Linked DNA regions of Homo sapiens: region 2 is linked to region 1. Evidence: chromatin contacts called from ENCODE Hi-C or POLR2A ChIA-PET data. All regions are on one chromosome and are shown on one strand. The core of a region is the stretch at or near the end of the contact, and the rest is flanking DNA. Distances in the headings are between cores, read along the strand shown.

What was found. Hi-C counts contacts between places; a loop is a spot of excess contacts on that map. ChIA-PET counts read pairs that join two places held with the same protein, here RNA polymerase II (POLR2A). Pooled maps may share reads with other maps.
Region 2: a map of HAP-1 shows a loop between it and region 1 (2.7-fold over the local background). The contact joins two enhancer-like sites. A Hi-C loop is called at or near these places in 2 of 168 maps with a recorded cell type or tissue (Caco-2 and HAP-1) and 4 of 50 pooled maps. POLR2A ChIA-PET finds 5 or more read pairs at or near these places in 4 of 52 experiments (H1, PC-9, WTC11 and 1 more).

Annotation. Positions count from the first base shown.
Region 1 is chr4:24,685,378-24,690,341 of GRCh38, reverse strand. No RefSeq gene overlaps it. Among named protein-coding and RNA genes, the nearest start is that of LINC02473, 28 kb to the right of the region's middle. Within about 2 kb of position 2,776, at least 2 of the 41 ENCODE cell types and tissues checked have a DNase peak (open chromatin) inside an H3K27ac peak, as active enhancers do.
Region 2 is chr4:24,556,632-24,560,966 of GRCh38, reverse strand. The region is part of intron 3 of DHX15 (DEAH-box helicase 15); the gene reads left to right. Among named protein-coding and RNA genes, the nearest start is that of DHX15, 26 kb to the left of the region's middle. Within about 2 kb of position 3,071, at least 2 of the 41 ENCODE cell types and tissues checked have a DNase peak (open chromatin) inside an H3K27ac peak, as active enhancers do.

The DNA.
Region 1 (4,964 bases), core at 1,527-4,026:
ATTGTAAGCTCTTTGAGAACAGAGTATTGTACCCAACTCTCTATCCTCTAGGGACCAACCACCCTGCCTTATACACAGTCCGTGCTCAATATACTTGTTGAATTGAGTCTAATTGTCCTGATTAGACATTTAGGAAGATGGAGACCACCCCATTTGGAAGTGGGGGGATCTCTAAAAAGCAGAGTTCTCATTGTAGGGATCCCTCTGTCTGCTACAATAAGAATGTGTTTTCTAAATACGATAATATGCATTTCTTTTTTTCAATATGCTTTTCTGTTTTTAACTACTCTTTCTGTGTGTTTCTGGAGCTCTGGACTTTGAAGACCTGCATCCGGATTTTACAACCTTGGGCTAGACACATATGGGATGTTGTAGTTTCAACACCCCTTAAAAAAATGATAAAGATGCCTCATTTGCCTGCCTTCCTGGTATGTTGTCAAATCGAAGAGGCGATGTTTGTGACAGCATCTTATAAACTGTAAAGCTCTGCATAAAGTCTTCTTCCTGTCCCACTTCTGTTTCTCTTCTTGCTAATATTCACTGAACATTATTTTGTGACAAACACTGTGCTTGGCTCCTTACATTCATCTTCTCATGTAACCTCACGAAAAGCCCATGTTCTCTCCATTTTGTAAGTGAGGAAACCCAAGCTTAGACAAGCTCAGGGATAAGCCAAGAACAGGCAGCTAGAAAACAACCAAGCTAGGATTGAAACCAAAGTCTGTTTGATTCCAAAGCTGCAATTCCACCTTCTCTTCCTCTCTGCTTTTCTCCTTCCCCCCTTTTTCCTCTACCCTTTCTCTCCTTCCTTCCTTCCTCACCAATCTTACAGTGGGAGTGGAGGGATGGTGGAGAGCCACAGTTAGTGGTCTTCCTGACAGCTGTGTTTCCTGCCTTTCTTCCTGGAACTCAGAATCCTAATTTTGCTCAGATACAAGGTTTCCTGCACCTCATGGGGGAGGCAGAGCCTTTCCCTTCTCTAGCATGAATCTGCATTGTTTGGCTCTAAACCAACCAAAGTAATTACATTCTTTTGCTAATGATTGTTTTAGGCATGAGCGTGTGACTCATTTCTGGCCATTAAGGAGGTCTTTTGAGGGGCTTACTGGAAAATTAGCACACTGGAAAAAAAGGTACACATGAAAGAAAAGTGTGCAAAGACATGATGCCTGGAACAGTGGCAGCAATTTCATTACAAGGAGGAGAATTGGCCTATAACGAAGTAGAGAAACAGAAGGGATACGGGTCTTTGAAGACATCAATAAGCTGTTGACCATTTCTAGAGCTGCTGGAATAACTCTGGGCTTCTCGTGACATTAAAGTATCCCCTTATTTAAGATTAAGCTGGTTTGAGTTGCTTTTCTGTTATTCGTGTCCAAATTCTGATTTCCATACAATTTTCCTCTTCTTTTTCTCCTTTGTGCTTTGTGGTTTCCTTACAGGTTGAGACGTGTTGATCAAGGAACCTGATTATGTGACCCCCTTGTGCACTGTTGAACTGTACCAGAAATGGCAGAGGGGAGAAAGGCAAGGGACCCTCTGTGCCAGGATTACATGGGATCTATAGATGCCTCAAGGTCCACCTTACGTTCACATGACAGGTTAGACCAGAATCTCTTCCAGCTGCTCAAGGTGGTGTCCATAGAAATCCATGGTCATCGACATGCCTAGACACTAGACCAGTGAGTTGCTATCCATGGTCTGTAGCAAAAACAATGTTAAGGGAGAGAACAAGAGTGGTTCCCCTTGCCTGCCTCGTGGGGAATGAAAGATCATGAAGATTGTCAGTGCTAGAGGGGACCTAAGACATCCAAGTTCATTCCCATTATTTCACAGATAAGAACCCAAGGCTTGAAGAGGGGAAATAATTGTCCAAGCTCCCACAATTAGTTAATACTATAGGAAGGTCTGTGTATCCAGCTTTCGGGTACCTCACTGAGGGCTTCTCCATGACCCAAAGTTGCTGCGATCAGGTGAGACACCTGGTCCCCGATTGCTAAGCATTCTCCACATTGTCCGTGGATATGTGTAAAGGAACCCTTTTTTATTTGGATATGGTTCAAATTTAAAAACAGTAAACTGAATCAGCCATCAGGGAAGAGGCAAGGGTGTGTGTGTGTGTGTGTGTGTGTGTGTGTGTGTGTAGTGCATGCAAAGAGGAGATGTGAGTGTTGGAGAAGGGAGCTGCTGCCACACTGGCTTTCCTGTTATGATACTACCACTGGGCTTGTTGGTCACACCAGCTGCGCTTCCCAAAGCTCATTCCTTCCCGGCCTGTACCGACAAATTGCATTGATTTGCAAAACAGACAACTCTGCAATTGCCTGAGTACATTTAATCTTTTCAAATTAAGCCAACTTCACATTCGGCATACCATATGGAATTCTTCAGGGTGTTTATAAACACAGTTACTCTTAAGCCCTGGTCCACCCTGCTTAAACTGTAGCAAAAATAGTCCAGAGAGCCAAAAACATCCAGATTGAAGGGATGATCTGCCACCAGGCCAAATCCTTTCAAAGGTGGAAAAGATGTTAGGCATCATCTGGTCTAAAGGCTGTATCCTGGAGGCCATGGGCTGAATTCGGCACACAGATGTGTTGAGTTTGGCTCACGCTGCGTTTCTGAAAAATTTTGTGTCAACATTTAAGAATTGAAAGATTTCACATAAAAATCCAGACTTCCCGCATCTTACCAAAAAAAAAAAAAACTGGAAATGTGACCACACTGAGCGCTCATTCCTACGTAATAACAGGTAAAGATGGGTAGTAGCTTCTCTCTCTGCCAGGGGGCGCCCTTTCCCGCCTGCTTTTCCGTTTTCCCCACTCCCTATCGTCTTAGGCGATCTGCATCGCTCATTTTCAATATTTGCCTGATCCTTGTAGGCATTTGGGTTTGCCATCCTTATCTAAGTCAAGGCACTTATTTTACAGAGGATGAAACTGAATCCCAGAATCCAAAATTGACTTACCTAAGGTCACATAACTGGCAAGTGACAGAGTCAGGATTTGATTCATGGGCGTAGTGGGAACAGCGGGACAGACACCAGGGTCAGGAGGCTAAGGGGGGTAATGAGAGCACAAGGCTGTTCCTAAACCCAGGAATTTCCAGAGGTTCCAGACAAGACCTTGGACTTACTTCCCGGGCCATAGAATTGGGTGTGTGGAGGATGGAGGAAGACAAACCAGTTCCCTAGATTTTGAGAGCCAGAGAGATGACAGATGACTTCAGGGTTAGAGAAGGCAAGATATTTGACCCTTGGCCTTGGGCTCGTTGCAGATGTTCATTTGCTTGTTCATGCATCAAACTTTTATTGTCTGTTGCCTTTCAAGAACTACTTTAGGCTCTGGGGAGACAAAGGATTAAATCTTGATTCTGATACTCAAGGAGATTACAACACAGCAGAGGAAAACAGACAAGTAAGCAGATGAATAAGCAGATGAATAATTTTTTTCTTTTTTTTTTTTGAGACAGGGCCTAGCTCTGTCGCCCAGGCTGGAGTACAGTGGTGAGATTTCAGCTCACTGCAGCCTCGACCTTCCTGGATCAAGCAGTCCTCCTGCCTCAGCCTCCCGAGTAGCTGGGACTGCAGGTGTGCCCCACCACCCCCAGCCAATTCTTGTATTTTTTGTAGAAACGGGGTCTCACCATGCTGCCCAGGCTGGTCTACCAAGCCTTCTCAAGCCATCTGCCCACCTCCCAAAGTGCTGGGATTACAGGCGTGAGCCACCACGCCTGGCCTGTAAGCAGATGCATTTTTAACACCCCTTCCTTCCCGCTCTCTTCTGGTCAGATCTATAGGCAGAAGGCAGTACCAGGCCGTGGTTAAGGCTGACTTAACAGACTTGGACTCAAATGCTGGTCCTGCCCCTTCCTAGCTTGGGAAAAGCCTCACCCCTCTAAGCCTCAGTTTTTACATCCATTTAAAGTCATCAAATGCCTACCTCGTGGAATTCTTATGAGGAAACATTTGAAAAGCTCCTTGCACAGAGCAAGCATTCAATAATTAGTAGTTACTCTTTTTCTAGAATGCTTTCCTCCCCTCCTGTTACTACTTTTTCTTTTCTTCTTTTCTCTCTTTCATTTTTTTCTCTCTCTGATCTTTTCCAGACATTTGTTTATATTTTGAGATTTCCAAATATTTTCTAGTATCACAGGTAACTGCACTGGGTGATGGCCACGCCTCATAAGGAAAAGTGCCGGTGCTTATTAAAATAAACCCACACGGCCTTGACTCACCAGGGGCGCATTGTTTGCATTACCTTTTTGAAGGACAGAAAATTACTAAAGAGCGAAGCATTAATTATCTGGTCCCTTATTTGCATACAGCATCTCGGTTGAGAGTCCTGCTTTGGGATTCTCACTTCTGGGCCTTGAGCATTCCAGATTCAAAGGTAAAACCAAGGACCAAGAGCCAGAAAATCTTAGATTTTAATCCCAGGACAAATGCTGTTTCCCTTGTTGGCCACAGGCAAATTACCTCCCCCTCCTCACTTTCCCCACCAGCAATGTGGAAATCAATTATTTCCTTGACTCACTCGAGGGCTGAGAGACTTAATTAAGCTTTTGGAAGCTGGTTGTTAGTTAACCTAATTCTCTTTGTAAACTAACCATTCTTTGCTCTCCTGATCACATCTCCCAAACTTTTCATAAATTGGTCCCCCTTTCCTAAAGCTAGAATCCAAGATGACTCTTATTTTTCACTCATCCACTCCTATATATTTTTAAATTATACTGTTATCCCTTTCTCATAAACAGATCCAGGGTAGAAAAATTCTCATAAAGACAGAGCACCTCAGGGATGACCAAGATCCCAGAGGTGCTGGAGAGAGGACTTCCCTTTCCAGGAAGAAAGTGTTATCTTTGACCTTGAAGATGGGGAACCGTCTTGGGCCCTCTGGTCCTTGTGGGAGCCTTAAGGAGAATTGTAGAGTAGGTTAAACTTGCTTATTTTGCAGTGTGATATC
Region 2 (4,335 bases), core at 1,822-4,321, 130 kb after region 1:
TGAGCATCTGTTTCTTTACCCTTGCCAACTCAGCATTATAAAACTTTTTATCTTTGTCAATCTTGTTAAGTGAAAAATGGGATTACTTTATGGTTTTAATTTGCATTTATTTTCTGTGAAATTGAACATTTTTGTATATTAGCCATTTGTATTTCTTTTTGGAATCTGAGACTGGTGCTTTTTTCATCTTCTCAGGATTTCTACCTAGTTGATAGCTGTTTTTAAGGTGCTATTTTAAAATGCATCTTAGTTTCAGAGAATTTAAATTTGACCAAATATGCGGTATTATAAAATTGATAGAATTAGATGTTTCATCATATGCTTTGCCCATATTTCTATAGTGGATTGGCCTTTTTCTTATAGATTTGTAGGAGCTTATAACAGAATTAGCACCTTGGATATAAGTTGCAATTTTTGCTCAGTTTGTCATACATTTCTTTGCTTTATGACACTTCATGCTACATAGAGACTTGAATTTTGTACACGTATTGAATTAACCACTTTTATGATGTCCAGGTTTTGCATCATACCCTGCCCAGTGTTGGTTTAAATAATTTAATCCATGTATTTTACTATTTTGTTTTTGTTTTAAACATTTAACCAAGCTGGAATTTTACTGGGGAGGGATCATAAGCTTTGAGGTAGGGATTTCTGGTTTTCATTTTATAAAAATGATTTTTTGCCTTTCTTAGGCTTAGTTTGTAATTTTTTGGAATGTTTCATAAAATATATATACATATATATAAATACAAAAATATAAATAAGTAATATATTTGCAGGATGTAATGTTTTACCATGGTTTGTTCAAATCAGAATTAGTGATGTGTTAGGTGTCGTCATCTTGCTGAGATCATAGTTGGCAGTTGGCTTGTAGTTATACTACGCCATCTACATGTGCCTGTTGCAAAAAAATACTTAAGCTAGGTTGATACTGTTCAGTACATGGGGTTTTTGGTATATTTTATTAAGCAGTCACAGTTGAAAAGCTGAACTGTTACTTACTCCAAGGATGTTTTTGCTACTTTAGACATCTTTAGGTAATCTGCTTCTTGTTTAATTTGATTAATTTAGACTAGTGTTTCTTAAACTTTAGCAATCATCAGAATCACTTGAAAACTTGTTAGAGCAGATTGCTATGCCTCACCTTCAAAATTTCTGATTAAGTAGATCTGAGATGAGACTCAAGTTTTGTAGTTCTTACTAGTTCCAAGGTGATGCTAATAAATTTTTAAGAGCATCTCTGCCCTAAAACAGTTGGAAAACACTGTAGATAGTAAGGCACCCAGTAAAGTGTGGAGTTTGGCTATCCTGTGGCACTTTTATTAATTCATCATTGAAACTTCAAACTTAAAATTTTACTATTGTGACTCATTCCTTAGCCTGGATAAATATTTCATTACTACTAAGAAAGTTAGTAAAACTTGACTCTTACATAAAGGAAAATGGACTGTAGTTTTTATCTCCAGTGCCTGATTCTGCCTTTCCTGAGTTCTGTGTCAAGTTAGTTTTTTGTTGTTAAGCAAAGGGTTTCATACATTTAACAGTATAGCAAATCGTCAAGTACTGTTTCTTTTTTTTTTTTTTTTTTTTTAGTGGCTTAAAATTGACAAATTCATTCTCTCACAATTCTGAAGGTCAGAAGTTCAAAAACAGTATGTTGGCAGGTTAGTTCCAACTGGAGGCTCTAAGTGGCAATAGTCTTTCATGATTCTCTCCTAGCTTTTGGTGGTGGCTAACAGTCCTTAGCATTCCTTGGCTTGTAGCTTTGTAACCACAGTCTCTGCCTTCATCTTCACGTGGCTTTCCTTTTGTGTTCAAATCTCCCTCTCTTTACATTTTGTAAGGATACTGGTCATTGGATTTAGGGCCCACTCTTAAATTCAGGGCGATCTTGTCTGAAATTTATAACTTAATTACTTCTGCAAAGACCCTATTTCTGAGTAATGTCACGTTGATAGGTACCAGAGGTTAGGACCTGGGCATATCTTTCGAATAGCTTTTTGCTATGAAATTTGTACGTACAATGGGTTCCTTTATCTGGGACTTTGTGAAGAGTGTGTTAATGTAGGAGAGACTTAGGACTGGGAATCAGTACAGTGATACCTAGTCTTAGTAACTGGTTTTGAGAGTCTGGAAAAGTTGACTACGGTTTTTTTCGTTTTCTTCACTGGAAAAGAAGTAAATTTGACTATATCCTTGAGACCTTTGAAATTTTGAAATTTCATTTTTCTTGAAATTATTCATTGTACAAACAGCAGTATCCCATATTAACTGGTGATGCAAGAAGTAATTAAGTGCAGCACCTCATGGAATGGGATCACTGGGTGATGATCAGTATTGAGGAACCATTGGGAATTGTCTGGATGATAGAAGTTTTGGCCATTTAACTAAGTACTTGCAATATGCATAGTTAATAAAGCACAATAAAATATTTCCATTAATCTAATTTATAATATTTATAGTCTGCCATCTGTAACATTTCTTCCCTTAGAAAAATAAAAAGGAATGTCTGTTGGTTAGCTCTGCTCCATATTGTGATTGATTAAAGCTTGAGGAATGTGAGGAGAAAAAAGATCAAAATAAAGAAGGTGACTTTTAAAACTAGTTTTAAGAAGTTTTCAACTTAAAGTCATATTTTATCATTTCTGTGACTTTTTTCTCAAGTTTTTATTGTCTGAAGTTACAATGTGTCTCACAATCTACTGAGGTCTTGTAGTTGGTGGCAGTTTGGTTATTATTGCCTGTGAATGCTTGAACTCGATCTAGCTGTACATATTTTCACCTCAAATAATGTGAATTGTTGGGTCTGTATATACTGAGAGTATTTGCTAATTTAAATGCCTTCAGAAATATTAAATATTACACTATGATTCCATGTTGAAATGAGCACTGAGTATCAAGAGGCTGGGAAATGGAGCAATAGGGTGTAAATATGCTAGTATTTGAGCAAATGTTGGAAGAGTAACCAATCCTTTTTTTTTTTTTTTGCCTTGCAAATCAACAGACCGCTCTATTGAAGCTAAGAGAGGTAACTCACAAATAGAGGAAGCTGTATGTTATGTTCTGCTACTGAGATCATGTACAAGAGTATTGCCTCTCTCGTGTCTGTGATATATCGGAAGACAGGAAAAATTACCAAACGTCCTCAGATCAAAGAAATTTCAAAGCAGCTAAGGGCTATAGTGTTGCTGATTCTTGCACTATGCTTTACTGTCTTTAAGGCACTGAGTCATAATTTAATTGGCAGTGTTTTTTCTTTCCTGGTCTTACATAAAATAACCTTATAGCTAATGCTGTTTGTCCCTCCCAGGAATGTGGTAGTTTATTTTTAAAAATATGACCAAGGACAAGAAGCATAAAGCATATAAATGAGTTAAGATGGATTTGTTTGCCAATAGTTTATGAAATTTAGAATTAAGTTTAGGTGAAATAAAGAGAATTCACTTCTTTTTGTTGTACACTATCAATTTGCTGAACTTAATGCTCCAGCAGATGGCATGAGCTAAAAATATCCAGTTGGTCCATGAAAGATTAGGTTAGACTAATCATAAAAAGAGCCAAAATGGTGAATTCATAAATGATGGCTTCAGATTTTTTAATACCACTTTTAAATCCGTAAATAAAATAATGGGTTTTTATCTAACTGGATGAGCTGTGACTTAAGCATCTAAAGGCATCCTGTGTTTTGTCCAGGTGCCAAAAGGAAGATAGTTGTTTTTCATAGTGACATCAGTAACCAGTGTGGAATGGACAGGAGATAGCTGACCCCTGCAAAGTTATACAATCTTGACCCTTGATCTCATTGCCTTCATTCTTACGTGGCGCCTGTCTTGTGATAACTGGAGTCCATATTAGCAGCCTTCACTTGAGCCATCCCTAACTAAGCCTGGTTTCCCTTTTTGGTTCATTGATCAATCTGACGTCATTTGTTTTTATCTTCCATTTATGTATCAGCATTTGTTTAGTGTTGATGCTGCCCCTCAGTCCCACTTCTTTTATTATTGAATTCCTTTTGTGCTTTAAGATTATTTCTTTGGGGTGGGAGGACTCACGCTTTCAGCCCTTTTGAACCAAGAGCCTGTTGTTAGCTTATTAAGTAAGGAATTGTTAAGGCTTAACAAAAAATGTTTATTTGCATGTGGTAACATTTTAGTGGTGTGACATGAAGCAACTTAAAATGGTTTATTAGATTTTGCGTGTTGAATATTTGTATGTTTTTAAAAGGTTTAAGAAATTGAAAATGACGAATTTTGCCTTGGCATTCATGTGAAACCATGTGATCATTATGTTCCATAATTGGTCATATCATGTCTTCCCAGTACATTTCAGTATTAC